2 separate regions of the Homo sapiens genome follow, and region 1 is linked to region 2. A link is a loop called in an ENCODE intact Hi-C map of the cell type or tissue named here. Cell type or tissue: lower leg skin. All regions are shown on one strand. Links, peaks and the distances in the headings refer to the core of each region. The heading gives the core; the rest is flanking DNA. Region 1 has its middle 8.7 kb from the start of IGSF21. Region 2 has its middle 56 kb from the start of PAX7.

Region 1 (16,393 bases), core at 1,733-9,732, 470 kb after region 2:
CGATGAATGCCCTCATTGGGCAAGATTAAGGGGTTTCCATGTTCTGAAACTTCCCCAATTACGGCTGCTCCTTCCCCCAGGGACCCACGGAAATGGGGTGTGTTCTGTCTTTTTCCCATGTGCTAGGATCCAGCCAGGAAGGGTGAGGAACTGATTGTTTCCTCCTGGCAGAGACCAAGTTTCCACCTTTTTGCCAGACCTGACAGCTTTTCTTCCCAGGTCCGAGAAGAACAGGTTTGGGACTTGTATGTTACCATTACTCTCCCACCAACACACACGCGAGCACACACACACACACACACACACACACACACACACCATTGAGCCTCAGCCCTGGCGGTGGACTTTGAGGCCTCCTGCGAGGATGAAGGGGAGGGGTACTCTAGCCCTTGGAGTGGACTGGGGATGTGGTTAGATGAGGAAGTTCAGGAGATAGAATTTCACCATTGGTAGGGACCCAGAAGATTGGCAAAGCCCAGAAAAACCAGCACGACCAGGGGCAAAACCTGCTCAGAACTCAGGTGGGTCCCTTTACCCAGGCCTTCTATGGAGAATCTCCAGCTTCCCTAGCTCTGGCAGGTTGCTGAGTCAGGCTGTTGCATCGTTTACCTACATGGGCAATGGGTCTATAGCCAGTTCCATCTCCAGCAGCCCTCTGAGAGGAGTGTAGGGAGTGGGGTGGGCAATGGGTGGTTGCTGGGCTGCCTCTGGGTGAGCTTTGTGCAGAGATGTCCATGAAAGTGAACTGCTCCCTCCTCCTGCCCTCTGGAACCTCACCCCATCGCCTCCCAAGGCAGCTCTGCGGCTCAGCTTGCTCACCCACCCCAGAAGGAGCGATTTGCATTTATGAAGATCTGAAAGCATACGTTCACCTGACAGGCTTTAGAATGATCCTCTCAGTAAAATAATAATAATGATCATAATAAACCCTTATAAATAGGTGTTTGATTACAGTTTGTCCCTAAGTGGGATTTTTTTTTTTTTTTTTTTTTTTTTTTTTTGTGAATCAGACTAATTGGTTCCAGGTTGATTGGACTGCATATGGCTTGAACACTTGATGAACACTGGAGTCTTAGGTCCTTTCTTCTCCCTTTGGCTGCTGTTCTTTGCTCCCTCTCACTCGCATCCACCCAGGTCTCCCCTTCTCCAGGCTGCTGAGGGTCAGCTTGAGGTCACCTCTCCCCCTCACCTTCTTCTCAGGCTGCAGGGCACAGTCCCTTACTGCCTCCTCCCTGGCCCTCCCTCCCCACTCTGACCCAAGAAAAAGTCAACAAACCCAAAAGTCCATCCCAGGTTCTAAATCCTCTGTGGAAGGGGCTCCCTGGCTGGGGAACAGCATCAGGTTCATGCGGTTCCTTGTGCTGGTCTGAGTTGTGCAGGGAAATGCCAAGCATCGCTGTGTGGGCATTCCTACTCTCTGGCCCCAGCTGCAAATCGGCGTGCAGCTAGGCAGGTGGACAGCATCAGTTCCTCAGGTGAACCCTGAATTGGTGGGGCTTCCTGGCTGCGCTCCCTGCAGCCCAGCCCTTGGAGATGAGGGCCAGGGAGCAGGTGGGATTCCAGGGCCCCTTAGTGATGTTTCTTCCCAGCCATGGTTCACACCAGCTAGAAAAGAGAGCCAGCAGAAGGAGCTAGAGAATGGCATCTGAGGATATGCTAGTGAGGAGGAAAGCAGGCCTAACAGCCAAGGGAGGGTTGCTTCCTAGGACCAAGGATTGGGGCTGGTGTGTTGGAGATCTCCTTCAGCCCCAAGACTTCTGAATCACCTCAATTCTCTTTAACATCACCCTGTATTATAATTATTATTATGCCTAGCCAGTGCCTGACACATAGTGGATCCTCAATAAATACCAGTTGGATGAATGCGTGAATGAATGAATGAATGAATGAATGAATGAGGGTAGGTCATTCAGTCTTATCCACTCTGTTCCTCAGCTCCTTGCACAAGTCTGGCACTTGGTAGGCGTCCTGTGGCAGTGAACCTCCTTGGAGCGCCAGGATCACATATTCTGACTGGGCCCATCAGAGAGGAGGTGTCTGCTCAGGTGCGCAGTTTGGTTTTGCCCAAAGGGGCCTGGCTGTGATGTGCATGTCTATGGCCATATGGTAACCATAGTGGTTAATACGGCTGCCTTCACAGGCCCCTCCAGGGAAGCCCACTCCTCCAGCTCCTGTTTCATAAGATATAGCTTTAAAGCCTTTCCTTTGTCCCAGAGAAAGACATCTCTGGAGCACTGAGAAGCACAGTTAGCAGAGGGCACAGGGTGGGGTGCCTTAGCCAAAGGAAAAGGTCACGCGGGACAGCCCTGGGGCTTTTAATTTGCTTAACATCCCTTGGCTCCTGTCTCCTAATGGATCGGCAGGGCCTCCACTTTGCAGTCCTGGCACTCAGACCCATGAGTCACGGCAGGACAGGCCTCTTCCTCGGACACTGGCTGAGCTGGAGTCCTTGGCGGAGGTGTGGCTGTTTGCCCCCAGCCTCCCTCTGTTCATGGTGCTGAGTTAGGCTCTCCCAACAGAGTGCACTACAGCACAAAGCAAACTTCTACTCCGCGGACCCCAGGGAATAGCCCCAGAGGTCAAAGGGCCCCTCTGTGACCTCTAGTCCCCACCCTCCCTGCCAGGAAAGGGGAGGGACGCAGCACATGACTGCCTACCCCAACCTGGCTCCCAAGGGAATGGGCTCTGCTGGTTTGCAGCAGGACACCCAGTGAGGTTCAATAATAAGAGTCTGAAGCACTTATGAAAGTGCCTCTTTGTGCCGGGTGCTGTGAAAGTATTTAATGTATATAAATTCATTGACACCACACAATAATGTATGAGGTGGGTCCCATCATTAGTCCTGTCTTACAGTTGGGAAAGCTGAGGCACAGAGAAGTTAAGCAACTTTCTCAGTACAATACAGCTATGAATAGGACCAGATTCCAACCTAGGAAGAGCTCAAGAACCAGAGTTCCCAAACACCTTACCTAGACACAGTACACCACACATACACACAGGCACACACATACAAGTGTACACACACACACACAAGTGTACACAGACACACACAAGTGTACACACATACAGCCACACACATAAGTGTCCACACACCAACACAGGCACAAGCAGAAGTGTACACACACAAACACAGGCACACACAAGCATACACACATACACACAGGCACACACACATGCCCACAAATGCCCACACACAGGCACACACACACAAATGTCCACACACACAGGCACACACATGTGTACACACACACATGTCCACATGCACATACAGGAACACACACACAAATGCCCACACACACACACACAGGGGCGCACACACACACACCCAGGCACACACACACAGACACGTGTCCTCACACACAGGCACGCACACACACGTGTCCACACACACATACAGGAACATACAACACGTGTCCACACACATACAGGAACACACAACACGTGTCCACACACATATATAGGAACACACACACACGTGTCCACACACACATACAGGAACACACACAGATGTCCACACACACATACAGGAACGCTCACATACAGGAACACACGCACACGTGTCCGCACACACATACAGGAACACACACACATGTCCACACACACAGGAACACACACACGTGTCCACACACATATACACAGACACACATCTTGGAAGCCAGTATTTGTATATAAAAACTCATGAATCCAGTGCGTTCCACCTCTCTTATCTCATTTAATCCTCCTGTAAGTCCTCTGTGGCAATTTCATTTATGTCTGGTTTACAGATAAGGAAACTGAGTCTCAGAGAAATGAAAATAATTACCCAAGGTGGCCAGGGTAGAGGATACTGGATTCTGGGGACAGGGATCTAGCGTGGACTTCCCCAGGCAGGCCCTGCCCCAGGGGTCCACATTTCTCTCCCTCTCTATCCTCCTCTCTCCCTCTCTCATCAACCCACTCCTGCAGTCCTCCGGCTTTCCTATCCTGCATTCTGCCTCTCTGTGCTGGGAATTAAACCTCCACCAGCCTCCATCGCAGTCAGGACAGAGCTTTTTATTGTTTGTTTAAATTAAATGCAACCGAAAGTGACATCTTAACACCAGTGACCCAAATTGATATGGAGTCAGCCACTTGGAATTAAGTCCAATGCTCCATCCTTAATGAACCTCAGCCCCACCTGGACTCTCAAGTTCCATCACATCTTCCCGGTAGAAGATGTCAGCAGGTGTGCGTGGGAATCTCGAGCTGTGGGCTGGGGAAGGGGCCTCAGCATTATGGGACCAGAGAAAAGGGATGGACCCAGGAGGACCATTGCTCCCCAAACTGGGTCTCACTGACCATTTGTTTTGCAGGTTTGTAATAAACATTTCTTGCAAGAGAGTTTCATGGCTAAATATATTCAAGAAGTGCTACAAACTCAGCTGTTCTCCACTTAGAAGTTTATAGTTCACGTGAGCCTATGAAAGGTTATGAGAAGTCCTGCAGTTTTTTGTGTTTGGCTTGTCTATGTTCATTTTCCAGTTTTATTTTGTTGAAGTCCACACTTGTTTGGCCTCAGAACCCTCTTTCCATTAATATCTATTAACATCGTGTGAGCAAGAGCTCTGGGAATCACAGGGTGGAAAATGCCGCTCTGGCCCTGAACAAGCCTCCTGATCTCTTCCTCGATATCATAGCAGTAGAAATAGTAATAATAATAACAACAACTACTGCCAATTGATGCCATTTATTGAGAGCTTACTATGTGCCAAGTGCTATACTTTGCTTGTACTATTCATTGAATTCTTTCCAGAATCTTGTAGGTCATTTCTGTGTTTAGACCATGGAATAAACAAGAATAATGAGACACTTAGAAATGCAAGCCCTGGCCTAAGGGCATAGAGTCAATAAGAGGTGAAGCTGGCATTTGAACCCAGATGATCTCTTCTAACTAGTCCCTGCTTCCAGACCCAGCCTCCCCAGTTCATCCACCCTGCTGCCGTTGGAGAGACCTTTCTCCTGCACGGTTCTCACCATGTCTGTACCTCAACTCCTCTGCTCTCTGTTTTCACAGCACTCCCTATTGTTGAAGGTCCAAGCTCTTTAGTATGCCCCTTTGGCTGCATCCTAAGCCCCCTCTGGTTTTGTCCCTCCTTCCCCTGCTCTCACTCACCTCATGCTCTGGATCATTCTATGTCCCTCCAACACTAGGGGTTTTGTTGCGTCTCTGCCTTTGCTGGTGCTGTTCTTCCTGTCTGATAGCCATCTCCCCTTCTCCAACCAACAATTCCCATTCATACATTAAGGCCAAGGTTGATAGTCACATCTGTTGGGAAGCCTTTCTTTCGCCTCCCTCAGAGTCAGGCGTAACTCACCTTTCCGATCACAGGCCAGCACCTATAACATTGTTTTATGGATCTGTGGGAATGTGACCAACATAAGGGTAGGGAACACAGCTGATTCATCTCTTTATTGACTGTGTCTGGCAGGTGGTAGGTGCTTAAGAAAGTGACTGTTGGATAAATGCAAGGAAGGAAGTTGGTTATGAGAATTACTGGGTGGGTGGATGAATGGATGGGTGGATGGATGTGAGAATGATTGTATGGATGGATATGGGAATCATTGGATGAATGGATGGATGGATGGGTGAGTGGGCAGATGAGTAATGGTAGGTGGGTGGGTGGGTTGACAGAAGGATTAGAGAAAGGATTGTTGGGTGGATAAGGGCATGGATGGAGGCATGGATAGATGAACCGAGGTTAGAAAGCATCAGCAAGATTTTTACTTTTTCCTGTATCGCTGCACTTGCTAAGTGTGAGACACATGGACCAACAGATATTAGTCATAGTTAGAACGTGCCAACAGATGTAGTCAAGTGTACCGGCTTAATGCATGGGCTCCAGAGTTGGCCTGCCTAGGCTCAAATCCCAGCTTCAGCACTCAAAAAAAAAATGACGGTTGGAAGGGAGGAAGGAAGGAAGAAAGGAAGAAAGGAAGGAAGGAAAGAGGGAAGGGGGTAGGTAGGGAGGGAGTTGCGAAGAAGGGAAGGAAGAAAGGAAGGAAGGAAGGGAGGAAAGAGGAAGGGAGGGGAGGGAGGGGAGGGAGAAGAAGGAGGGAGGGAGGGAGGAAGGAAGGAAAGAAAGGAGGAACTTCTGTAAGAACTTGTGCAAATTATTTAACGTTCCTGTGTTTCCATTTCCTCATCTGTAAAATGGGACTGGGTCTAAGAGTACCAACCTCATCAAGCTGTGTTGATTTATTAAGACAATGCTTCAAATGACATAAGCACCCAATAAACATTAGCTGTAACAACTCTTACTGAAAGCCAAGGCAGCCATACGATGCTGTAATTATCCCACACTGTGGCTCCTTCTTTTTGTCCTTAGCTTCCTGCATTCTTAAGTGGAGAGAGGTGGATAAAGACTCCCAGGGTCAAGATCTCAAGGGACTCAGATGTTGGCCATGACTCCAAATCAAAGAAAAAAGCCAATGGGAACAGAACCTGTGATTTGTTTTTCCTCTGTGGCATTTTCCAGCATTAGTCAGTCCATTCCTGGCTCTGGACTCTTGTCTCCACGATTGTCAAGACGGGGCTGGGATCTTCTGAGGTCACCCTTGGAGCGGCCTCTTTCCTCCTTTCCTGGACAAGCTGCAATATCACACATTGACAACAGGTGGCGCCATCGAATACATGATTTGTTCCGTTTTTACAACCTTTCAAGTTCAAGGGCCTATCTATATTCCGTAAAACCGAATCAGCTTCCTGTTTTACGAGTTCTTTAGGCTTTATTATATTTGCAGTGAGGCAGGCTATTACAAAACACAAATCCTTAAGCTCCTTAATTAGCCACAATTGTAGGATGGGTCCATAATACTATAGATGAGACCCAAAGCAAGACTGTCGGCTCCCTGCACTCTTGGAGGGGCATTTTGTCCCTCCTGCATAACGCAGCAATGCTCTCTTCGGTCGGTTCACGCATGTGTCTTGCCTCCCCAGGTAATAGTCCATGCTTTGGGAAGTCTGGGCCCATTTCACTTTGTTCCTTATTATCTTCCACACCTCCCCTCTCTGGCCTGGGTCACGTGGTTCTGGAGGAACCCGGAGCAAAGAAGGAAGGTCCGGCTAACCAGGCTCGTCACTCAGTTGGGAATGAAGAGGTATTTGTTACAAAAGGCCTCTGATTAATTACAAACGCCATCCGGCGAAGCCTGACAATTTCCTCAGCCTATTTTCCCTCTTGAGTTTCTAGGCCCTGAAACATTGTAGAAAATCCCCATTTGATTTATAAGATAGGGAAGTGATTTCATTTCTCTGGGCTTCACAGTTTTCATTTGTAAGAGGCAAAGGCTGGGCTGGCTTTCCGAGGCCCCTGAAAACCTATGGCTTGTCTGGGCACAAATCCACCTCCGCTTTCCTTCTCTTCATCTCTTCCTTCCTGTGCCACTATGGAAGCGATTACTCTGCACCTGGCACTGAGCTAGGACTTGGGAGACTGGCTTTCTGGAGGAGGTGAGACCTAAAGCTCTGAAGGATGCCCAAGTTAGCCAGGGAAAGAAAAGCTTTGGGGGCAGAGCTGCATGTGCAATGCCTTACAAAAGCATGCAGCAGAGATTGCCTTCCAGGAGAGAGCAGGTGGTCCAGGAAGGCTGGAACTAGGTGGTGTAGGGGGAGGAGGCTGTGAGGTTAAGCAGGATTATTGTAAACCACACAGGGCTGATGAAGGACAGTGCAGGAACAATGAAAACTGCATTGAACAAATGAGTGAGATGCACATGCCAGTTTGAGATTTGGTGACTCTCGACATTAGATCCTTCTGTACCGACCAGTTCCTTCTCAGCCCCAGAAGATGCTTCGTCATCCTTGGAGCCCTGACATCTCCACCAAGGTGCTCTTTTTCTTCCTCCTTTCTCTCTGTACTACTGATTGAAGACGAAGCAATCCCATACCCCTGCCGGTCACCTAACACTATCTCCCCTCCCTGACTTCCTTGTGTTGACTTCCACCCATGCTCAGCCTCCTGTCCTGCTCTCCATTGACCCTGGCAAGAGGATGATCCTACAAGGAGGCAATTGATGAATCAGACTGGAATGTTTCCCTGGAATGAAAGGCTATTGGGAGGCACATAGGGAAAATCACTTACCTTTCAAAGCTATCTTTTCCTGAAAAGAGTGCTAATGGACTGCTAGCACTGGGAACATAGAGGCATTGTTCATGCTTTTAATGACTTCAAAGGAAGGTGCCTAGGCACTGGGGGCATGGCAGCTGAGAGGCATAGGCTCAGCCCAATCCCTAACAGCATTACACCAGGGTCCCTAAACAAGTGGTTCTAGTGGATCACTGCTACTGCTGAGGGTTCGAATAACACACATGTTTATTGGGCTTCTCTGGACCAGGCACTGAGCTGGGTACAAGGGACACAGAAGCAAAAGGACATGGTTTGTGCCCTGAGGAGCACACAGTTGGCAAGTGTTGGTACAGAATCAAGACCACCTGAGTGCCAACATCTCAGGGCAGACAGCCTGTCTCTGCTCACCAGATCTCGTTGCCAGCAGAGCTGTACCCACTGCCTGATCCACTTACTTTCTGCTTCCCAGATGCCTCTCTCAGGCTCCTTCCCTCCTGCTGTGTCCCCAGACCTCACCTCACTCAGGCCTCCACATAAAGGAAGGACAGTTGAGCCTCCCCAGAACTGACATCTGCTCAATTCCTTGGACCTCATTTTCTGTACAAAGCACCACCCTCAACTATCCACATCCAGGTTACCTGGGTATACCCAGGGTTACAAGCTGATCAGGTTAGCCCCCTTAAAATCCTTCACTGGCTCCTCAGGGCCTGTACACTAAAGCCAGCATTCCTGGAATGGTTTACAAGGGTCTTCAGCTCTATCCTGGGTTCACTTCTGCAGCTTTGTTCACATGTTCAGTTCTCAGAGTTCACGAAGCTCTCTCTCTTGATTGCAGACCTTTCTACATGCTGCCCCCTCTGCTGAGATAGCCATCCAAGCTCCCCTCCCTCTCCCATCTCCCCTACCCTGTCCCATGCACCCCACACACATCCTTTAAGCTGGCTAATTTCTGCTCCTGCTCCAGAGCTCAGCTTTCTTTGTCATAGTTCAGGAAGCCTACATTGGATGCCTTCTCTTGGCCTTTTCAGCCTCTGTGCTTGCACCAGGGGATTAAGACTATAGTGGTCAGATGGGCAAAGTACAGGGTGGGTGTATTAGTCCATTTTGTGTTTCTATAAAGGAATACCTGAGACTGGTAATTGATAAAGAAAGAGGTTTATTTGGCTCATGGTTTTGGGGGCTGTACAAGCATGGCACCAGCATATGCTCAGCTTCTGGTGAGGCTTCAGGAAGCTCTTACTCCTGGTGGAAGGTAGAGGGGGAGCAGGAGTGCCACATGGCAAGAGAGGGAGCAAGAGAAAGAGGAGGAGGTGTCAGGCTCTTCTTAACAATCAGATCTCACAGTAACCTCAAGAGGTAGACCTCACTCACTACTTCAGGGAGGGCACCAAACACCTCCTATTAGGCCCCACTTCCAACACTGAAGATCAATTCCAACAAGAGATTTGGAAGTGACAAATATCCAAAATATATCAGGGAAGAAGAAAGGAGAAGGGAAAGAGGGAGAGAGGAAAGAAGAAAGAAAGAAAGAAAGAAAGAAAGAAAGAAAGAAAGAAAGAAAGAAAGAAAGAAAGAAAGAGAGAAAGAGAGAGAGAGAGAGGGAGGGAGGGAGGGAGAAAGGGAGGGAGAGAGAAAGGGAGGGAGAAAGGAGGGAGATAGGGACTGGGGAGGAAGAGAGAAAGGGAAAGAAGGAAAGAAGGAAGGAAGGGAAGAAAGAAAGAGAGAAAGAAAGAGAGAGAGAGAAAGAAAGGAAAGAAAGAAAGAAAGAAAGAAAGGAGGGAGGGAGGGAAGAAGGAAGGAAGAAAGGAAGGAAAGAAAGAGGGAGAGAAGGAGGGAGGAAGGAAGAAAGGAAGGGAGGAAGGAAGGAAACAAGGAGGAAAGGAAGGAAGGAAGAAGGGAGGGAGGGAAAAGAGGACAGGCAGGAGCAGAAGTCTAAATGTACAGCAAGGCTCAGCACCAGAAATCAGAACAAAGTCAAGGAACCATTGAAAGGTTGCCATGGCCAGAAAAGAAGCTCAGCTTCTTCTGAGAATGGCACCTTTCTTAGCTACAGCCTTGACCGGACAGGAGCAAAGTTGCTGGTCCTCACTCCAAGAGGTCTTAACTCACGAACGCCTCCTGGGACCTTCCTTTAAAGGAAGAAATGGTGTTTGGTGGCACATTGGGTTTTGGAGGGCAGAAGGCTGGAGCCCACATACCTGCAGGCAGCTCCCAGGGAGTGGGGTTCAGGGGTCTGTAAAGAGATGGATGCTGAGGGGCCCGTGCACTCCTTTAGCTGGTACCGTCCTCCCTGGCAGGACCAGCTCTCCATCCCAGGGAGGCCAAGGGAGTCCCCGGTGCCCAGGGACCCACAGTCTTCCTGGCTCCTACTTCCACGTCCAGCACTTACTCGCCAAGATAATTAAATTCCACCTCCCTCCAGCTGCCCCCTTGCAATGTCAGGAGGGACACACGCCTCTCCTTGAGAGCCGCTCCTTGCCTCTGTTCCATAAGCCCCGTATTTCACACCCCGAGTGGCTGCATTTCAGCGGTGGGTGAAGTGGTTTTACTTTTATCGTGCACGCAGGCATATAAATATGTACGAGCAGCTCAGAAGAACTTTAGGGTCTCTCTGGAAGGAAGGCTCAGTATGAGTGTGAGGGAGCATGGTAATTAGTTCATCCAGGGCATGGGCTCTGCTGGGTACGAAGGTGCCTCTCCTGGCCTGGCAGCATCCCTGGCCCCATCTCCTGAGAATGATGTCTACCCTGATACACTCCTGAGAACAGGGTGAGGCCTTGGCAAACTTTCCATAACAAAGCTTAAAAACAAAACAAAAGCAAACAAAAGCACCCTGATCTGGGTTCCCACCTTAACTCAGCCACTTCCTGGCTCTGTGACCTTGGATGAGGTCCTTGCCCTCGCTGGGCCTTCGTATCTCTATCTACAAAGTGGAGTTAAATGTGCCTTCCCTGGAAGCCTCCCAGGTTTTTTTTCCTTAAGGAAGAAATATGACGAAGAATTTGTATATTACTCTGAGAACAGTAATATACAACTGGAAAAGGCCTATCATTATTCCTCCCCAGTCATTCATTTGGAGCAGGTGAGAGACAGTACAAGGCCGCATCTAGTAATGCAAACAATGGCTGCTCCAGGCATTGCAGGTTTCCTCACCTGTCTTAGAAAGGAGGACAGGAAATAGCATTCATTGACCTCCAGCTCCAGGGCTGGGTGCTTTACATAGATAATCACATTTGAACATGACAGTAAGGCAGTGCAAGGCATGTTATTACTGTTTACTGATGAGGAAAACTGAAGTTCAGAAAGGGTAAGGAATTAGTGCCAGGCCACAAGGCTATGGAGTGGTCCAGCCCAGGTTTGACGGCAGGTGAGGGTGACACTTCTCTAGCTGGCCTATAGAGTTGCTGTCTCAGGTGCCTGCTTTCCACAAGGGATGGTCTGTGTGCTCCAGTCAGAGGATGTGCCGTACTGTGCTGAGTCCCCCAGAGCAGCCCCACAGTGACGCTGGCTGAAGAGCAAACACATGGTCTGGAAGAAAGCTCATTAGGCCAATGCCCCCTCTGAAAGCTGCATCCCAGCAACCCAGGTCCAGCTTTCATCAGGATTAGGTTGTTGGGTTGGAACAGATAGAGGATGGTTTCCATCTGCCAGGTCCCCAGAGTCAGAGAGAGAGAGAGAGAGAGAGAGAGAGGAACCAAGGGCTTTGGTGAGTATGTGCCTGGGAAAAAGATGGATTTTAGGGCAATTACAGGTCTCTGATGGCCAAGGACAGGGGTTAGAGGATGCTGAGCTCTGGCCTCTCAGCTCTTGAACCCACACCCCAGGCTGTGGAAGATCAAGAAGAGATCTTTCTGCAAGGTTGAGTCACCCCAGGAGGCCAGCTGCATGACCCAGAGCCCCAGGGCTCAGAACTGGCTGCCTTTCTATCCCCAAAGGGCTGTCCCAGCCCCCAGGCCCTGGGTCAGGAGGCCCCAGCTGTATCTTGAAGGTCCAGTGGAGGTGCAGCCCATAAGAGCAGGTGCCAAGTTGAAGGGCCCAGTGACCAGGCTGGATTGGACAAGGAGATTGCCTGGGGCTTGCTGACATCAGCCTGCCAGAAGTGAGAACCCCAAATAACATGGTTGATAGGAGTTGACTGTGTCCCCACTCAGGTCTCATCTTGAATTGTAGCTCCCACAGTTTCCACGTGTCATGAGAGGGACCCAGTGGGAGGTAATTGAATCATGGGAACAGGTCTTTTCCATGTTGTTTTCATGATAGTGAATAAGTCTCATGAGATCTGATGGTTTTATAAAGGAGAGTTTCCCTGCACACGCTCTCTCTTTGCCTGCTGCCACATAAGAGATGCCTTTCGCCTTCCACCACGATTGTAAGGCCTCCCCAGCCACATGGAACTGTGAGTCCATTAGACCTCTTTTTCTTTATAAATTACCCAGTCTTGGGTCTTTTTCTTTATAAATTACCTAGTCTTCATCAACAGCATGAGAACAGACTAATACAATGGCAAAGGCAGAGGAAGAGCCTGTGAGGCTGGTGGTGGTCTTCAGCCCCAGCAGTGGGGACGTAAGAGAACTCCATACCAACTAGGTATAGCTTCCATATACGAAAACCATCTTTGTTTCTAAATGAAGAATTAAATGAGGCCATCAGAGGGCAGCCCCTCTGGGATGGAGCAGGGCTCAGAATACACAGAAACAGTTTGGCTGTTGTTGGATGGCGGAAACATGGTATTCCAGCTTGGTTGTTCTATGTTTATTTCCTTTCTATTTTATTTCTTTTTTTAGGAAAGCTGGAAGTAGCAGCTGAAGTCAGCTGTGATCAGTGGTTGTAAGAGGAAAGGTGTGTCCATAGTCAGGCCACTGACAAACAAGGGAGGGTTGCTGAGTCTGGCGGGAGAAGAAGTGAAAGCTGAAGGCAGTTAGGGAGGAGGTAGGGCTCAGAGGCCAAGGTCAGATCCCCCAGGGCCATTCCTACCTGCTCAGGTGTTCTTACCCAGAAGGCCTTCTCTCTTCCTCTCTCTCTTTTTCCCTTAAATGTTTAATTGTGGTAAAATACACAAACCATAAAATTCACTGTCTTAACAATGTTTAAGAGGACAGCTCAGTAGTGTTAAGCAGATTTCCATTGTTGGGAAACAGCTCTCCAGAACCCTATTATCTTGCAAAACGGAAACTCCATGCAGATTAAACAACTCCCCATTTCCCCTCTCCCCCAACCCCTGGCAACCATCTCTCCCCTTCCTGTTTTAGATACCTCATGTAACTAGTGTGACACAGTATTTGTCTTTAGGTGCCTGCCTTATTCACTTTGCATAATGTCCTCAAGTTTCATCCATGTTGTCACATGCATCAGACTTTCCTTCTTTTTGAAGGCTGAATAATATTCCACTGTATGGATAGACTACATTTTGCTTATCCACTCCTCAGCAGATGGACTCTTCATCCATGTTGTCACATGCGTCAGACTTTCCTTCTTTTTGAAGGCTGAATAATATTCCATTGTATGGCTACTCTACATTTTGCTTATCCACTCCTCAGCGGATGGACTCTTGGATTTTTTGGTTTTTGTGTATAATCCTGCTCTACACACATGGGGGTACAAATATCCCTTTGAAATCCTGCTTTGTTTTGAAATATATACCCAGAAATGAAATTGCTGGATCAGACAACTGCTCCTCTTTAAGGAGAGAGACCTGCCCTGCACCCCTGGCTGCCTCTGAAGCTGCCTCTGAGCCTGGTCAGAGAGGCTGAAATGCACACAGGAGCCTGGGAGGCAAAGAATTCCAGATTCCCCTCACTGGCTGCAGCGGATCAGGGAGGATTTCACAGCTCTCTGCCTGCAGGGGTCCTGCATCTGGCAGGCCTCACTATAGACACGGAGCAGAGCCACAGTTACCCAGTGGGGAAGAACAATGTCTAGAAACCTTGGAGAATGGCCCTTAAGGACAGATTGAGCTGTAGGAAAGAGGGACTCAAGTGCCCTGAGCAACAGCTAATGACTGCCACCAGGGAGCTGGAGACATTACTGGGGTAACTGAGCACACACAACCATGGTAGACAGTGGTAGACAGATGTTTGTTGACCAAATGAATCATGGCAGTTCCAACATCCTAAAATGAAAATTCCACCGGGCTCTTGTTCATATGATAGAAGCTCAGTGAATGAATGCATGAATTAGCATAAAATTGTACTGAGTTGCTTTTCTCTGTAAAGGAAGAATATCCAGAGAAGAGGAAAGGTCGAGGACATTCAGCAGACTCTCCCTAGACCCTACTTGGCATAAAGTAAATATCTTGGCAGGCAGGGTAAGGGAAGGGAGAGGGAGAAGGTGTGGTCCTGCCCAGAAGGGGCAGTGGGGACAGAGGAGAATGGGTTCACCCCAAGTGCATTAGAAGAAGATGAAGTATGAAGGAGTATCACAGGTTACCACTAAACCTGGAAAGGGCCTCACGTCTGCTTGACATCTCCTCGGGGCCAGAGGCTTTCTTATAAGGTGTTTCATTCAACGACTCTGAGAGTCAGAATTGTTCCTACTGAACAGATTCAGACACAGGGAGTCATATACTCATTTGCTCTGCAAATGGTAGAGCAGAGATATGGACCCAGGACTGACACCAACTTCCAAGTTCTTCCCTCTTCACCAAAGAGGCAGTCAGGGAGACTTCCTGGAGGAGGAGATGAATTGAGATGAGGATGCATTTTTTTGTCTTGCAGAGGAGAGAAAGGCTTTCCAGGTGGAGGGAAAACATCCCTGCCAAAGCCCTGAGATAGAAAAGAGCAAGGAGTGCTCAGGAATGCAGCAAATATTCCAGTTTGACCAGAGCATGGGGTGGATGGAAGGGAATGTTAAGAAATGGTTGGCTGGGTCCAGTCTGGAAGCTGAGCCCAAGCGTCCCTGATGCTACTGAGTAATGGGAAGCCACTGAGGGCTTCCAGGGTGGGAGGGACACGTTCAGGGCTATGTTTTCCCTGGCAGCTATGTCCTGAGTGTGTTGGAGGAGGTGAGTCATGGGCAAGGCAGGCAGCGGGGAGGCTACTGAAATCCTGCAGGAAAGGGGAAATTCATTTGTCCTACCATGTGCTGAGCCTAAGGGATATAGCTGTGACCTATTAGGCACCTCCATCCTCATAGAATTAATTAAACCAAAATGATTACAAGTTGTAATCTGGACCAGGAAATAGGTAAACAAGATGATGAGAATGGTAATAATGGGAGCATAGTGCAGTCAGGGAACGCTTCTCTGAAGAGGTGACAACTAAGCTAGATAAGAAGGATAAGGAGCCAGCACTGCAAAGAGCCAGGGGAAGAGCCCAGGCAGACAGAACAGAGCCAAGTCTTGGAGGGAGGAAGAGCTTCCATGTTTCAGGAACTGGCGGACCATGCCTGCGGCAAGGGAGGGCCTGGGATGTTTTTTAGGAGATGAGCTGGGAGAGGTGGCAGGGCCAAAGCCTGCAGGGTGGGAGTTGGGATTTTATTCCAGAACAACAGGAAGCTAGGAGAAGGCTTTAAGGAGAAGAATTACGTGCTCCAATTTGTGTTTTTGAAAGGCCTCTCTGGCTGCTTGAAAAATGGGAAGGAGGGGGGCTGGGTGGGGATGAGGACACCAGTCAAGGGACCACAGCAAGGGACAAGGAGAGAGATGAACGTGGCCTGAGCTGGGCAGCAGCCAGAGAGATGGCCCAGAGGAAGCTGGTAGAAGTTCATGGGCTCTGATTCCAGAAAGGAGGGGCCACGAGTGAGAGGCATCATTTGGAGAAATATTCTGTGTTTCAAAGGCAGGTGACAGCCAGGATAAAACACAGCAAAGTTTGACCCTGGCAGCAAATCCAATTTTCACACATCTCCTTCTGGATGAAATTTGCCTTCCCTCAGAGGGGGAGGTCAGTAGCAAAACACTGCAATGCAACCAGAGGCTTTTCTGAGTGGGGAAGGCTCTCCCCAGGGGGATTATTCTGGGCTCAGGGCTGCAATATTCTGTCTGGGTGCCCAGAGGGGGATAGAGGGGAGACGAAGCTCCTCTTTATCCAGCCCCTGCCCCAGGTACCCTCATTCTGATACACTGGACAAACATTTGTGGAGCTCCTGTGTCGTGCCAGGCATTTTTCTAGGTGCTAGAGACAGAGCCGTGAAGGAAAAGACAAAGCCCCTTCTCCCCATCCCTTCTCACAGGCAGCCTCCAGTCTAGGTGTGAATGGCAACTTCCAACGTGGCCCTGATGAGGCTTCCTGGTATTCACAGGTCTTTGCAATCCCCTCTGCTGGACAGACTGACTCCCTTCTAATGAATAGAATGGGGAAAGTGATGGGAGG
Region 2 (16,393 bases), core at 2,887-10,886:
GTGCTCCCAGATCTCCCGGTTCTAAGTCCATGGAGATGAGAGTTGGGACTCTGCTGAGAGATGGCTGAATGTAGCAGGAGAGCACAGCCACCGGGCCTGGGTGCAAATCCTGGCTCTGCCAAGCTGTGTGACTTTGGAAAAATAACTGGAAATCCCCCAAATTCGATTTTCTTGATATAAAAATGGGGTTCTTGATGGCAAAACCGCAAAGTTACAAGAGTAAAAAGGAAATAGACCCAAAGAACCTGGTCGTGCTGGGGATATGGGTGGGTGGGTTAGGCTGGAGCTGAGGCAAGGAAGGCAAAGGAAGGAGGCCACACAGGCAGAATGCCCACACTGGCCACAGGCAGGAAGCCAAGTTCGAAGGCCAGGAACTCATGGGAAGGGCTCCCTTCTGCCCTGGGGTTCTCGGAAATGCTGGTTCTTCAGCCCAGAACACTTTCCTTCCCTCTTCACCTAGTTAATGTTTTGCTCTTCCTTCAGCTCTCAGCTCAAGCACCACCTCCTTCAGGAAGCCCTCCCTGACTTCCCCATCCAGGTCAAGTCCCCTTATCGTGGGCTCATCCAGTGGTCTTTACTTCCTAATAGGAAATCAGCTTTATAATTCAATAGCATTGATGAGTCATCATTGTATATTTATTTTTGTGATTCTTTGATTAATATCTGGCACCACTACTGGGCTGCAAGTTGGGTGAGGACAGGGGTGGCGTCTGCCTCTCTCTTTCCATAAAGAAGGCTCTCAGCCTCTGTAAACTCACCCAAGGAAGAGGGAACACACTCATGAATGAGCTTGTTGCCTAAAGTGTAGTGGAGAAGCGATTTTACGTGGCACATGAATACAATTTTTGAAGGTATATACTTAGTGTTTATTGGTAGCAGGACAAAATGCGACCAGCACATCATACTTGGGATTTTGCAGACATTATTGCCCAGGATGAGGCTAGCTAAAACAAGTGAGTTGATTTAAAGAAAAATATACCGAGTAAATAATAGTTCAGGCCAGGTGTGGTGGCTCGTGCCTGTAATCCCAGCAGTTTGGGAGTCCGAGGCAGGCAGATAACTTGAGGTCAGAAGTTTGAGACCAGCCTGACCAACATGGTGAAACCCCCATCTCTACTAAAAACACTAAAATTAGCCAGGCGTGGTGACATGAGCCTGTAATCCCAGCTACTCGGGAGGGTGAGGCAGAGAATCGCTTGAATCCAGGGGGTGGAGGTTACAGTGAGACAAGATCGCGCCACTGCACTCCAGCCTGGGTGACAGGGTGAGACTTTGTCTCAAAATAATAATAATAATAATAATAATAATAATAATAATAATAATAGTTCAGGTGGTTTTGTGTGCTGTCGTGACAACAAAATGAAGATGGCACGGGAGGGCCTGAGGTTTTTGGGGTGCAAGGCCCAGCCCTGTCCAAAGAGCTCTTGGGCGGAGGGCTGCAGGGCTGCGGAAGGACGCGAGGTGGCGCCAGCGTCCCACCAGACGCAGGTGTGGGCCGGATCGCGCCTTCCGGTACCCTGGATGCCTGCGCCCCTCAGGACATCCCTCCAGGGACCTTGGGGTGAGCTCTTGAGGAGAGGGAGCTACACTGCTTCGCTGGAGGTGGCCCAGGAGCAGGAACAGAAGCCTTACCAGAGCTTGGGAGTGGAGGTGGGCACCTGCCCAGCCTCTTCTCCAGCCACAGCAGATATGCCTGGTCGCTCTTCCACAGGGGCTGAAAGATGGAGCCTGGACACAGAGACCCCCTGCCCTGCAGTGAGTGGGGACCCTCAGGGGAAAGCCAGCTAGACCAAGCCAGAAGGTGTAGTGGGTTCTGGTTGGATACACGTGAGTTCAAAGCCTGGTTCTGCCATTAAACAGCTGTGTGACCTTGGGCAAGTTGCTTAACTTTTCTGTGCCTCACATCCCTCACTTGCACATCAGGAAAAAGAATACACATCTCATCAAACGGTGGGTGGGTCAGGTGAATTGATACGAGCTTGGAACCGAGCCTGATGCAGAGAGCATTCCCTAACGTCAGGATACGCAGTGAATTTTGTCGAATGAATGGTGAAGGAGAGATGGTGGAGGGAGCACAGGTGGTGCCTCTGGGTTCTGTCCAGATGGCAGTGTGTCCCCAGGATACACGTGCCAGAGTCATGCCAGGGATCAGGGCAGGATCCCATCTGGATGGCACACATTGGCACACACCTATTGGTGCCCACGTGATGCCATTTATCCATCTGTGCAAACCAGGAACCACACACTGAGGGCTGGGGCACTCACGTGGCCTCAGAGGGTGGGGGTTTAGGGGATCAACTCAGGAGCCAGACTCCCGGGGCTCTGATCTTACCAGCCAGGTGACCTTGAGTGAGTCCTTCCAGTCCCGTGGGCTTTAGTTTGTCCACTTTTAAGATGGGGGCCGTGCCACTGACCTTGTGGGGATGCTGTGATGACTAAAGGTTGTGTCAGGCACACAGTACATTCCCATCAGATATAAACTTCCTTCATCCTTTACTATACCCCCTGCCCCAGGGGGCTTCCTTAAAGAGTGAGGACAGTGGGGACAGAGCCATGAGGCAGCCATGGGAAGTGGGTGCCTGGTCCTGGGCAGACTCCTAGTGAGGAGATGGGGAGGGGCACAGGAGTCCTGTTATGCCCGAGCTCAGGGACACCCCAGCAGCCCAGTACCTCTTCCCCCAGGAAAGCCCATTCATCGTCGGCTAAAGGAGGCAGGGATGTGTGGCCATGACCATGGCGTTTTATGAGTTTATAAACTGCTGAGGACACGGCTGCTCTGAGCTCCAGGCTGTTAATGGACCATCAATTCATGCTCCAGCTGGTTTTATGGGGTGCTGGGCAGGCAGGTGTTGGCCCCTGACTGCCCCTGCCTGAGGCCCCAGGCTTGTCTCTGGCGGCTTTTGGAAGCCAGCGGTGCTACTCATGGCAGAGCTCTGCCTGGCTGCCATGCCCCTGAGCCAGTGGGAGGAGAAAGACAAGTTCTCAGCCTCAGTTGACTCAACTCTAAAATGGGAATAGGCTGGGTGTGGTGGCTCACACCTGTAATCCCAACACTTTGGGAGGCTGAGGTGAGCAGATTGCTTGAACCCAGGAGTTTGAGACCAGCCTGGGCAACATGGAAAAACCCCAACTCTACAAAAATTACAAAACTTAGCCAGGTGTGGTGGCATGTGCCTGTAGCCCCAGCTACTCGGGAGGCTGAGGTGGGAGGATCACTTGAGCCCAGGAGGTGGAGGTTTCAGTGAGCTGATACTGCACCACTGCACTCCAGCCTGGGCAACAGAGTGAGACCCTGTCTCAGAAAAAATAAAAATAAAAATAAAAATAAAAATAAAATAAAATAAAATACAATGGGAATAATCATGCCCACCTCTCGGAGGGGCCAGGAAGCTGAAATAAAGTCACATCCAGTCCATCAGGGAGTCCTGGTTGGTGCCTGATATGGTTTGGCTGTGTCCCCACCCAAATCTCATCTTGAATTGTAGTTCCCATAATCCTCACTTGTCATGGGAGGGGCCTGGTAGGAGGTAAATGAATCATGGGGGCGGTTACCCCATGCCGTTCTCGTGGTAGTGAGTGAGTTCTCACGAGATCTGATGGTTTTATAAAGGGCCTTTCCCCCTTTACTCAGCACTTCTCCTTCCTGTTGCCATGTAAGGAAGGATGTGTTTGCTTCTTCTTCTGCCATGATTGTAAGTTTTCTGAGGCCTCCCCAGCCCTGCGGAACTGTGAGTTAATTAAACTTCTTTCCTTTATAAATTACCCAGTCTCGGGCAGTCCTTCATAGCAGCCTGAGAACGGACTAATACAGGGCCCTACCTTCAGAATACATCCTGGCTCTGATCTCTTCTACCCGCCTCCACTGGGCCACCCTGCTCTGAGTTATCATCCTCTCACACCTGGACTCTAGGCAGCCTCCTCACTGCTCCCATCCCTGCCCCCTACAAGTCTCCACGCAGCAGCCAGAGGAAGTTATTTAAAATTTTTTTTTTTTTTGAGATGGAGTCTCGCTCTGTCACCCAGGCTGGAGTGCAGTGGCATGATCTCTGCTCACTGCAAGCTCCACCTCCCAGGTTCATGCCTCCTGCTTCAGCCTCCTGAGTAGCTGGGGCTACAGGCGCCCACCACCACGCCCGGCTAATTTTTTTGTATTTTTAGTAGAGACGGGGTTTCACCGTGTTAACTAGGATGGTCGCGATCTCCTGACTTTGTGATCCGCCTGCCTCAGCCTCCCAAAGTGCTGGGATTACAGGCATGAGCCACCGCGCCCGGGCTTTTTAAATTTTTTTTTGGAGATAGGGTCTCACTCTGCGGCCCAGGCTAGAGTAAAGTGATGTGATCATGGCTGATTGACCTCCCTGAGCTCAGGTGATCCTCCCACCTCACCCTCCTGAGTAGCTGGGACCACAGGTGCACACCACTACACCTGGCTAATTTTGTATTTTTTTTGTAAAGACAGGGTCTCGCTATGTTGTCCAGGTTGGTCTTGAACTCCTGAGCTCTAGCAATTTGCCCACCTCGGCCTCCCACAGTGCTGGGATTACAGGCGTGAGCCACTGTGCCAGCTTCAGAGAGAGCATTGAAAAATATGAGTCAGATCCTGTTGTCCCTCTGCTCAGCACTCTGCAGCAAGCCCCAGAGTAAAGCCAGAGTTTTTCTGGGCCTCGTCTCCTGCTACTTCCACTTTGTTCCAGCCCCTCTGGCCTTCTCGCTGTTCTGGAACGGGACAGCCTCTTCCTGCCCCAGGGTCTTTCCACAGGCTAAACCTTCCTCACATGCCTGCTTGGCTCATCCCCTTACCTCCTTTAGGTCTTTGCTCAAAATCATCTCTCAGTGGGGTCCACTCTGAGCACCTGATGAAAACTGAGATTCTCTCAGCAGGATCAATCCCTTTTCCCCATGCAGTTTGTCTTTTTCTATTGCCCTTACCACCTATTACATAATTTACTTATTTATTATGATTTAATTTTCTTTCTTTCCCTGAGAGAAAAATCAGCTCTGCACAGTCATGGAGCTTTGTGTTTGTCACTACTATCTCCCAAGTGCCCAGAAAAACACCTGGCATATAGTAGGTGCTCAATAAATGTTTGCTGACGGCACATATGGAAAGGTCCCAGAGTTCTGCCTGGGACATCTAGGCATTTGAGATGTGGTAGCAGCTGTCATTACAAATCCTGAGAGGTTCTGTTTTTGTTTTTGTTTTGATGGAGTCTCACTCTGTCTCCCAGCCCGGACTGCAGTGGCATGATCTGAGCTCACTGCAGCCTCTGCCTCCCAGGCTCAAGTGATTCTCCCACCTCCTGAGTAGCTGGGATGACAGGCCTGTGGCAGCATGCCCTACTGATTTTTGTATTTTTAGTAGAGACGGGGTTTCACCATGTTGGCCAGGCTGGTCTCAAACTCCTGGCCTCAAGTTGTCCATGATGAAAGGTTCCTGTGTATTTCAAATGGCCTGTGCAGGTGACCATCTGGCAAAGCCATCAGTGATAAAGAAAAGCCAGGCCACGGCAGAGGCCCTAGCCAGGCCCATATCCCAAGGGCTGTTGACTGACAGCTCAACCCTTCTCCAGAGGCTGGAAGTGGTTCAGAGCTGGGAACAGAGAGAAAAGCAAGGTCCAGAGAATGGGGGAGTCCCCTCTGTGGGTGAGAACATCATGCTCAGCCCACTCGCCATGGAGCTGGAGGGCAGGACACCTGCGTCCATGAAGGCCTAAGAGCAGCCCCACTGTTCAGTCCATACCAGACTCTGCCCTGGATACTGGTACCCTGGGATGAGCGTGCAGAGAAGGTCTTGGAGGAGCTTTGGAAGGGCTTCCTGTGTTCAGTCATCTATCTGTTATTCGGAGCACAGAAAGGCTAAATGACTTGTCCACCTTTATGTGCCTAGGAATTAAAGGGGTCTGCCTGGGTCTAGGCCTGTCTGATTCCAAAGGTTGTTCTCATCTTGTTTGTGTAGGTGCGGGAACCAGCACAGTGTATGGCCCCAGGGGGTGGGGGTTCAGGAGATTTTTGTGAAAGACCAATAATTGGAGAATGTGGGCTGTTCAAATGTGTCTTTGTCCTTGTCCAGGCCTTCTCAGAAAGACAAGTGGGGGCAATGGATCAGGGACAACTTTCTGAGGCCGGTGGGCTCTGGTGAGCTCAAATGTGGGGGAAGGAAGCCCCAGATGCTAAAAAGCTGACTCTGTCTTCCACATGTTCAGGGAGTTTTGCCCAGAAGTGAAGACGGGGTGGAAACTCACTCGTCTGTGCTGGTCCTTGTGGGGGAGGGCTGAAGGGAGGGCTGAAGAGAGAGCGAAGAGAGCTTTCTACATTTCATCTCCACTGCTGAGGGTCCTGCCCGCTTTGGAAGGCACCACTTTCCTGGGCCCAGAGAGGCTCAGCTAGTTTTCTGTGGTCACAAAGCATAATGTTGGTGATGATGGTGATGATGATTATGGTGGTGATGGTGGCGATGAGAGTGTTGATGATGATGGCAGTGGTGGTGACAGTGATGACCTGGTGAAAATGACCTGTTTGTTTACTGTGTGCTTATTATGTGGATCTTTTTCTTTTTTGTGAGATAGGGGCTTGCTCTGTCACCCAGGCTGGAGCACAGCAGGGCATTCACAGCTCACTTGCAGCCTCAACTTCCTGGGCTCAAGTGATCCTCCCACCTCAGCCTCCTGAGTAGCTGGGACTACAGGTGTGCACCACCATACCCAGCTATTTTTTTAAAAATTTTTTTATAGAGATAGAGTCTCACTATGTTGCCCAGGCGGGTCTCAAACTCCTGGGTTCAGGTGATCCGCCTGTCTTGGCCTCCCAAAGTGCTGGGATTACAGGCGTGAGCCACCACACCTGGGCTTGAGGCAGGTCTCCTAAGGCCCAGCCTTAAAACTCACACAGCACCACTCCTGCTGCATTCTACTTGTCAAACAAAACCAAGGGTAGGCCAGATTCGGGGGTGGGGGGGGAGGCGCGGAAATAGACGGCACCTTGGTGTGGGAGGACAGCTGAGGATAATTTCTTGCCTTTTACCGTCCACCATAGCCGGGACTGGAGCCTCAGTCTGAGTCCAAAGACCCCCAGAGGTGTGCTCCTGACCCCACACTGACTGGCTTCCACTTTCTCCCCAGCGTCTCTTTCAGGTTTGTGTTTGTGGGGAGGAGTTAGGGGAGGAGGCCAAGCTTGTTTCTGTGGCCTCTCACCTCGGCTTCCCGCTCCCTCATTCCTGCATATTTTTGTCGTACTCCAGGGCTCAGCCCCTGGACCAGCTGTCAGCTCAGTCAGGGACCTGGTGCTGGAAGAACAACACAGATGGCCACTGGGGGCCAGCAGAGTCAAGGCCTGGGCGAATCCGTCCCAAGGAGCTGGGTCCCTGGTTGGGCTGGGGGCTGCCCTAGGCAAGACGGAGCTGGGGGTCGGGTTGGCCAGATGTCACTCACTCCCAACCCCTTCATCCAGAGCTTGGTGCTGTTTTTACCCTCTTATGCAGTGAGTCCGTGGGGGCGAGGGGACTTGAGTGCCAGTCTTGTCTCTGTGTGACCTTGGGTAAGTCACCCTCCCGTGCCTCCTGGGGCTCAGTTTCCCCATTTGCACAGGGAGCTGGTGGATTGGTTAGTTTCTGGGGAGGCAAGGCTGCCTGGTGCCTCCCGACTTCTAGTCCTCTGTTCTGTCTGTGGGACCTGCAGGCTCCTTTTCATGAGCAGAAAGGGCTCCGTGGCTTAAAATGAGGTTCCCCCTTGACAGCCCCTGCTGGGCCCGGGTAGCCCTGCTCTGGAGGACAGAGCCCCTCCTGAGCCAGCTGGGCTGCGAAAACCTGTGTGCTCCCCTGGTAGGACGAGAGGTCCTGGATTTAAGCAGAGGCTTCTCTCTTCTCTCCTTCCCTCTACCCAGGAGACCCCTCCAGCTCCTAGAGGAGATCCCAGGTCTCAGCTGCTGCCCACCTGGTGAGGCCTCAGAACCGATGAGGGGACATGGGCAGGGAGGGACTGAGCCAACAACACCCTCATCCTGGCTTCGGTTTTCAATTTTTTCTTTTTTAAGAGACGGATCTTGCTCTGTTGCCCAGGCTGGAGTGCAGTGGCACAATCATGGCTCACTGCAGCCTCCAACTCCTGGACTCAAGTGATCCTCACACCTTAGCCTCCTGAGTAGCTGGGACTATAGGCATATGCCACCACGCTCAGCTAATTTTTAAAATTTTTGGTAGAGACAGGGTCTCACTGTGTTGCCCAGTCTGGTCTCCAACTCTTGGCCTCAAGCAATCCTCCTGCCTCTGCCCTCCAAAGCACTGAGGTTACAGGTGTGCACCACTGCACACGGCCAGAATTTTTTTTTTTTTTTTTTTTAAGTAACAAAAACAAGATGGGATTGTGGGCAGGGCGATTTGACCCAGCTTAATAGGCTTGGGAACTTGTTCTGGCTGCCAGGGTGGGTTCCAGGCCCTGCGGCTCCCTGAGGCTCCCCACAACTCTGTCCTGTTACACTTGTCACATGGCCTTGTGGTCTGGGAGTGTTCTGCAGTAGTGTCTGAATCCACTCTGTGTCCCCGGGCCCCAGTTTGGCTCCTTTCGGGCAGCTCAGTAGTGGTGACTAGCATTCACATATGTGCCCAGCACCACGGTAGGTCCTTCTTGACCCCTTCTCCTTGGAGAAACTCCATGGGGGAGATGCCTTTACTGTCCCCATTTGCAGATGGGTAAACTGAGGCCCAGAGGCCTAGACACATTGCAGAGAGTCATGCTCTTAGTAGGTGGCAGAGACAGGATTGGAACCCAGGTCCACACTGCTAATCACTTTACTGCTTCCCAGTGAGCAGAAATTGAGTCAATGAATGGCTTCCCTAGACCCGGGTCTCAGAGTCTTGCCAAGGCTGGACTCAGGGCAGTGGTGGTGGAGAGTCCTGGCCCAAGTGGGACCTGGGTCGAAGTAGTGGTTTTGTCAGCTGCCATTCAACATCTCTGTTGGACACCGAGCTCAGGGGGCAGGGTGGACACCCATCGTATTTCTTGCTGCATCTTTGTGCCTGCTGGATGAGCAAGCCCAGTGAGAGTTTGTTGACTGACCATATGATTGACTGAGTGAGACCAGAGTGGCCCTGTCACCTCTCTGGGATTTTGGTGCTGGCTGTTCATGGTGGCTCTGGACCCAGAGCCTCTTCGAAACATTAAAACCCTCTTTCATGATTGATTGTTCAATTGACTAGTTGATTTATTCATTTATTCAACAAATATTTATTGAGTGCCTCCTCTGTGCGGGGAATATGCAGCAAACTAAAGAGACAAGGTCCCTGCCCTTGAGGCTCACACCTTAAGGGAGGGAGACAAAGAAAGAAACAAACAGATCATCGTGGATTGCAGGAGACGTGAACAGAGGGATGAGATAAGGAGCCACTGGGGCGGCGGCTACTCTTAGGGGTGCACTATGAGCTGAGACCTCAAATTATGACACTGCTGAACAAAGGCCAGAGGCTTTGGGCTTCAGGTAGAGGGAACGGTTGGTGCAAACATCCTGAGGCAGCAATAGCTTGGTGTGTTGGAAACAGAGGAAGGAGGCCCGTGTGGCTGAGATGGAATGAGGAGACGTGGTGGGGGTCTCCCAGGGGACAGATAAGGGTGGCTTGACTAGGGTGGGGGCTGAAGAAATAGAGAGATGTGACAGACATGAGCCACCATGCCCGGTGGCTCATGCAAGAAATACAGAGGAAGTGAAACCACACATTTGCGGGCACAGTCTCTCCCTGCTGCAGGGCTTCCCAAAGAGGAAGACATGAGGGAGGGCTCCCTGGAAGAGGAGGGCTTCCTCTAGGCTGGAAGGACTGGGGGGTCTTGGAGCACAGCGGGAGCAGAGAGGCAATCCTTGGAACAACATGGGTGTGTGTGGGTGAGGAGGACGAGGAAATACAGGGATGAGCGAGGCGGAACTGTGCAGAGGTTTAAATGGGCATTGATGCCAGCCACACTTGCCAGCTCTGTAGCCTTAGGCGAGTTAGCTGACCTTGCTGAGCCTCAGTTTTCTCATCTGCAAAATGAAGCATGCAGATCCCTCTTGCAAAGGGTGTGTCAGGACTGAATGAGATTATATGCATAAAGCCGGGTACAGGGGTTGAGAACTCCGATCCTCCTCATCATGGTGGGGTCCTTGTTTCAGCTCCATTCCATTCCAGTCCTCAACAGTGTGCCTTGGTTTCTCTGCAGAATGGGGAGGGTAGGGCCTGAGCCCACTGGACAGTGAGCACCCCTCCAAAGACCTTAGATGATGGAGTGGCTGGGGTCAGGACCAGTGTTGTAACTGCTCCCCCTGTCTCTTCTGGGTGTTCTCCTATTCCCACTCCAGCTGCCACCTGGAGGGACCAGTTTGCAGCAGAGCTTCCGACAGTGTCACTCAGAGAATCCTCCCAGAGGCCAGGACATTGTGTAAGCCAGCCAGTGATATTTGCATTGTCATTTGCATTTCATTTGCATGCACCAGTTTAGACTGCACTGTCCCTTCTAAAGCAGGGTTCCCAAGAGGCAGCCTGCATGGAGAATAATACAAGGCTTGCAGTTCCCAGGTCCTGGGTTCGTATGCTCTTCCCTTGAGCTTTGGTCCCCTCACCTATAAATGGGAATAACCTGGCCTCCTTCACAGAGGCCCTCTCTTGTTCAGCAAATATTGATTGAGTTTCTGCCATGAGGTAGGTGGGGATGAGTGACCTGGGGACCCACTGTGACAGGGCAGGCCCTGGGCCCTGCCCTCATGGAGCTTACCTGCAGTGGGAAGACAAAAAATAAGTCGACTAATTTCTACGTAAGAGAACCACGGCTTACAAGGTGTGCAGGAAGGAAAGAAGCAGAGCGTGATGAATGAGTGAGCAAGTCTGACCTCAGCCACACACGCTCCTGATTCCTCTGTCCCCAGAGCAGGTGGGCAGCAGGTGGCTGGGCTCACTGACCTGGCAACCAACAAGGAGCTGATCCCTGTCCACTGTGTCCTGCCAGAGGCATCGAGGTGGGATGAACAGCTCAGTCCCTGTCTCTGCGGTCTTGAGATATCTGCCCTCCAGACCTGGGCCAGAAGTAAGGGTGGTCAGTCTGAGCAGCAGGGCAGGACTTGACTCAAGGATGTGGATGGGCGACGCAAGACACTTGCAGGCTCTATCAGCCAGCGGGAGCGATTTGCCGGAACCCTTGTCTTTCAAGGTTCAGAGAGAAATAAAAATGGAGGACGGGATGGTGGGGGAGTTTTCCTCTTGCTCCCTTCCTCATGCCAGTGGCTGGGGTCGCAGAAGCCCTCATCCGTCATCTTGCCACCCTAGCAGGTGCAGGTTGTGGAAGTGATAGGAGGGCCAGGTCCCACTGTGACCAGAGGTGGGCTGGGGGTGTCTGCGGGGCTTAAGGGGAGGGATGAGAGAGCACACAGCACTGACCTTTAAGCGTCTGTCAGCTTCTCCCCACCTGTGCCTCACAGCCACTCCCAGGCACCCGCGGCCTCTCGCCGGCATTCACTCACCCGTTCATTCATTATCAGTGGCACAAAGAACTCATCAGCTATTTATTTATTTATGACATGGGGACAGTGTTGTAGGGTGTGTCTCGCTATGTTGCCCAGATTGGTTTCGAACTCCTGGACTCAAGGGATCCTCCCTCTTGGTCTCCTGAATAGCTGGGACTGCAGTCATGTGCCACCACGGCCCCTGCATTTGTTAAACAGGGGTCCAATCAGTGCCTATCTCTCCATTTGAATGGATCACGGGGTTGTTGAGAATGCAAAACCAGTGAGTGAGTTACACACAAAGTCACTTGCTACGGGGTCTGGGGGCTCCAGGAAGTTTTAGAAAATTTGCTCCTCCTCATCCCTGATTCCCATCCCTCCTAGACAACCATTTGAATGTCTAAGATTTATCCTTTTGTGGGTCCACGTTCTTGCCAAAGGCAGGCTGCTATTTCTCATGTACATACTTTTTTTGTTTTTTTCTTTTAGTTTTTGTCTTTTTAATTTTATGTTTTAATGGTTGAAATAAAATAATGGTCCATATTCATGGGGTCCAAAGTGATGTTTCAATACCTATAATGCACAGTGAACAGATCAGGGTAATTAGCATATCCAGTATCTCAAACATTACACTGTGTAATCGTTTTGGTACACATTTTATTGAAGAATAACATACAGACAGAAAGGTGTACAGGTCCCCCAAATACAACTTGAGGACTTTTTCCAGAGTGGACTCAGCCCCCAGCTTGTGACCAGCACCCAGTAACCTGGCCATGCCTCATTCTGGTATATTACGTGTGTTTTTATTTTATTTTTTTTTGAGACAAGGTCTCACTTTCTCAACTGGAGTGCAGTGGCACAATCACAGCTCACTGCAGCCTCAACCTCCCAGGCTCAAGCAATTCTCCCACCTCAGCTTACACAGTAGCTGGGACTACAGGCATGTGCCACCATGCCCAGCTAAGTTTTGCATTTTTTGGTAGAGACGGGGTTTTCTCATGTTGCCCAGGCTGGTCTCGAACTCCTGAGCTCAAGCAATCCATCTACCTTGGCCTCCCAAAGTGCTGGGATTACAGGCATGAGCCACTGCACCCAGCCAACATGTATGTTTAATGTCCCAGCCGTGGCTGAGTTAAGGCTCCTGTTCTGTTCCTCACCTTGGTCTCCATGTACTACGTTTTCAGGTACATCTGGGTTGCTGTTCAGAAGACACATATCACCTGCCGTGGAGTCCTTGGCTTGCCCTGTGTCTGCCATATGCCACCTCCCCACTCCCTCTAGGCCGGCTTTGGCACCTTGACCAGGCCAGGCCTGGTCGGTGCCGGTGCTCTTGCCTGTGCCGTCCCCCAGCCTCATGATGGTTCACCCCTTTTCTCGAACCACCTCCTTTCCCCAGTCTTCCTGGTGCCAACCTGCTCCTCATCATCTCGTTGTTTCTTTTCTTAATAGCACTTATTCTACTCTGAATTCCCTTGATTAGCAATCTACCTCTCTCATTATTGTCTGTCCCCTTCACCTGGAGGTAAGGGCAAGGCTGCGGCTTCCGTCTTCACTGCTGCATCCCCAATGCCCAGGAGAGGGCCTGCGCCTGGTAGAAGCTCTGTAAATATTTGCTAAGTGAAAGACCCACGCGCAGCAAGCTGCCCTCAGCTGCATGCTCCAGTCCACATTGCTGCCGATGCGGTTCTCAGTGGGTCTTTTTCTTTATATAGCTCACAGGCTCCCCAAGGCCTGAGCCAGGGACATCGCCAGCTCCTGCTCCATCCCCAGATCGGCGGACCTGCCTCACAGGTGTTTCACTAACCTTGTTCTGAACCAGACATGCCAGAGAGAAATGCATTTTAAAACCATGTGCAATTTAAAGAGAATTTAATCTGCATGTCTGGGATTCATTAACACGTAGATCATCAAATTAGGGTTTGCTCACAGCTGTTTGACATTCGAAGGGCCTTCTGAGTATCTTTAATAAGTGCCTTTAAATATTATTTTTCCTTTTAATCTCAGGGCTGGGTGTTGAGCATGCTGTTCTTGGAATGGGAACGTGACACAAGTGACCTGGGGATGGTGGATCCATTCCTGCAAGAGTGTGGCAGGCTTGGAGAGCTTGGCACGGAGCCATCCCCACTCTCCTGCCCTGTCCCCGTCATTGGCAGGCACCGGCCCCAAGCTGGCCAGAGCCGTGTGTTCAAAATGGCTGTTGAGAGAGGCAGTGCTCTTCTCCCAGGCACATGAGCCCGGGAGGATGCAGGCCTGGAACATCTTGTCAGCATATGGAGCCTGAGAATGAGCCCAAATAGGAAAGCAAAGTTCGGGAGGTGTAGAGATGCTGGTGACATTGACGATGGCTGGACCTAGCCATGACTGGATTAGCCTTGTTAGGAGATAAATTGTGTCCTACCCCCTCCAACTTCTTATGTTGAAGCCCTAACCCCCAGAATCTCAGAATGTGACTTTATTTAGATATAGGCTCATTTGCAGATGTAATTCGTTAAGATGAGGTCATATTGGAATGGGCGGGCCCCTAATTCAATATGACATGTGTCCTTATAAAAGGGGGACATTCGGACGCACAGACATACATAGGGGGAAGATGACGTGAAGAAAGATGATGGATGACTACAAGCCAAGGAGAGAGGCCTGGAACAGATCCCTCTCTCACAGCCCGCAGAGGGAACCAACCCTGTTGACACCTTGACCTTGGCCTGCTACCCTCCAGAACTGTGAGACAATAACTATCTGTTCTTTATGCCCCTAGTCCATAGTTGTTTGTTATAGCAGTTCTAGGAAACCAATACAAACCCTCTTTGAACTTTTTAGTTATGAGAACCAATATATCCCCTCCTCTCTCCATCCCTCCCTCTCTCGTTCGCTCCCTTCCTCCCTTCCCTCCTTCTCTCCTTCTTTTCCTCCCTTCCTTCCCTCCCTCCTTCCTTCTTTCCTTTCTTTCTTTCTTCCTTCCTTCCTCCTTCCATCCTTCTTTCTTTACTTCTTTCTTTCCCTCCTTCCCTCCCTTCTTCTTCTTTCCTTTCTTTTCCCTCAAGCCAATTTATGTTGTGTCTTTTATTATATACAAGGGCAAAACTCTTACTCAAAATCACTCTCCTGCTTAAAATCTTTTTTATGAACCATCTCAGAGTTAGTGGCATAAAACAAAATGATAATTTATTTCACTCAAAAGAGGCAATTTAGGCAGGATGTTGTGGGATGGCCTGTTTCTGCTCAATTGGCGTTGGTGGGGAGCTCAACTGGGGCTGCAGAACCCACGTCCAAGATGGATCACTCCCATGGCTATCAGGCTGTTTCTGGCTGTGGGCTGGGGGCTCAGCCAGGGCAATGGATTTCTCTTATATCAGCCCCTCCACAGGCTGCTTGAGCTTCCTTATAGTATGGTGGCCAGATCCAAGAGCAACTGTCCCCTGAGAGCACGGTGAAGTATGTGACATTTTTTATCACCTGTTCAACTCACATAGCATTCCACTCACTATGCTCTATTAGATGAGGGGATAAATGTCCACACAGATTAAAGGGGAGGGGACACAGAACTCAGTTCTCTATGGGAGGAGTATCAACACCACATTGCAAAAAGAGTATGGGGAATGGGAGATACTGTTGAAGCCAGCTGTGGAAAATGCCATCTGCCATAGGCCACATGCTGTGTGGTTTCATGCAGATGAAAGTCAATAAGAGGCATTCCTAATGGATGGCGAGAGAAGTCAGAATCGCGTTACCTTTAGAGGAAGGTAGCTTTGACTAGAAAGAAACACAAAGAGATCTTCTGGGGTGCAGGACATGATCTCTGCCTTGATATGGGTGGAAAGGACACAGATGTGGATATGTCAGAAGTTGAACTGGTCACTTAAGTTCAGTACCCTTGATGCATTTTATACCTCAATTTAGGAAATTTTAAAGGCTGTAATGAAGAGTATCTGAATTAGCACAGAGGGTAAAAGTCCTCTGCCAGCTCCCAATTGTCCAAGATGCTTGGCCTGGCACAGGGAGGCCCTGGAGACCCAGCCCCCAGTGTCCCCTTGGGATTGAGTTCTGTCTCCCCTTCCCCCAACTGTTGCAGATTCTTGAATGTCTCCAGCTGTATGAAGGATGCTGGGAGAGTGCTCCAGAAGGCATGAACGCCAAGTGCAAAGACCTTGTGTGAGGAAAGGGTGGAGGGTCAGGAGCAGGAGAAAGAGGCAAGGGTCATGGAGTGGCTCCACACCAGGGTGTGGCGTCACCTGGCTGGTCTGTTCGAAACATCCTAAGCCCAGAGCTGCCGTTTCTGGCTGGGTGACTGTGGGCAAGTCTCTGCTTCCTCATCTGTGGGATAGGTCATGACAGTCCTGGCCTTGCATGGTCAATGAGAGGAGTCAGGGATGCCATGACCATGAAGGTCCTGGCCCACCCCTGAAATTGCTCAATGCAGCTTTCCCTTCACCCCTCATGGATCCCTAAGTCCTGGCAGGCAAGGCCTCCTGTCTCTGGGACATCCTTCCTGTTCTTACCGGGACCTCTGCCCTTTCTGGGCCACGCTTGCTCCCTCTGTCAGACTTCTGGAGCCTGTTGGGTGAAAGATAGATGGAGCCATTCATCTGTGCAGTCTAAAGGTTAATTCAAAGGGCAGCCATGGGCTGGAGATGGTGCCTTCCACCTGGCTCCAGTTCACAGACCAGGAAGCGGGGCAGGTGGGGTCATCAGCCAGAAGCTTTTCCCCCGTGTAAACTGCCATGCGGTAAACTGCAATCCCTCAGGTGGGCTCCCTGGCCCCTTCCCACCCAGCCTCATCTCCTGTGACTTCGTTTCCATCCTGTCCATGTTATCAGTGCCCTGCCTGGTCTTGGGCAAGTTTCTCCCCTCCTTGAACCTCTATTTTCCCATCTTGTATTGGGACCATGAGACCAGGCCATGCCAGCAACCCTTCTGTCCCAGACATTCTAAGACTGCG

The links. A loop is a pair of places that touch in the nucleus more often than their neighbours do. Peaks named below come from ENCODE experiments on the same cell type or tissue, not always from the same donor. Only the 100,000 strongest peaks of a DNase experiment are listed, where the experiment ranks them.
Region 1: it touches region 2 in a loop (3-fold over the local background); 4 of 110 quality-filtered maps call a loop at or near these places.

What each region holds. Positions count from the first base shown.
Region 1 is chr1:18,090,909-18,107,301 of GRCh38, reverse strand. No RefSeq gene overlaps it. Among named protein-coding and RNA genes, the nearest start is that of IGSF21, 8.7 kb to the left of the region's middle. RefSeq lists enhancers at 7,856-8,378, 16,313-16,393. In lower leg skin, for the core only: CTCF peaks have their summits at 3,118 and 6,626 (motif pointing right); a DNase peak (open chromatin) is centred at 6,614.
Region 2 is chr1:18,566,684-18,583,076 of GRCh38, reverse strand. No RefSeq gene overlaps it. Among named protein-coding and RNA genes, the nearest start is that of PAX7, 56 kb to the left of the region's middle. RefSeq lists enhancers at 6,769-7,346, 7,347-7,925, 10,701-11,200. In lower leg skin, for the core only: no CTCF peak of the experiment used is centred there; a DNase peak (open chromatin) is centred at 7,314.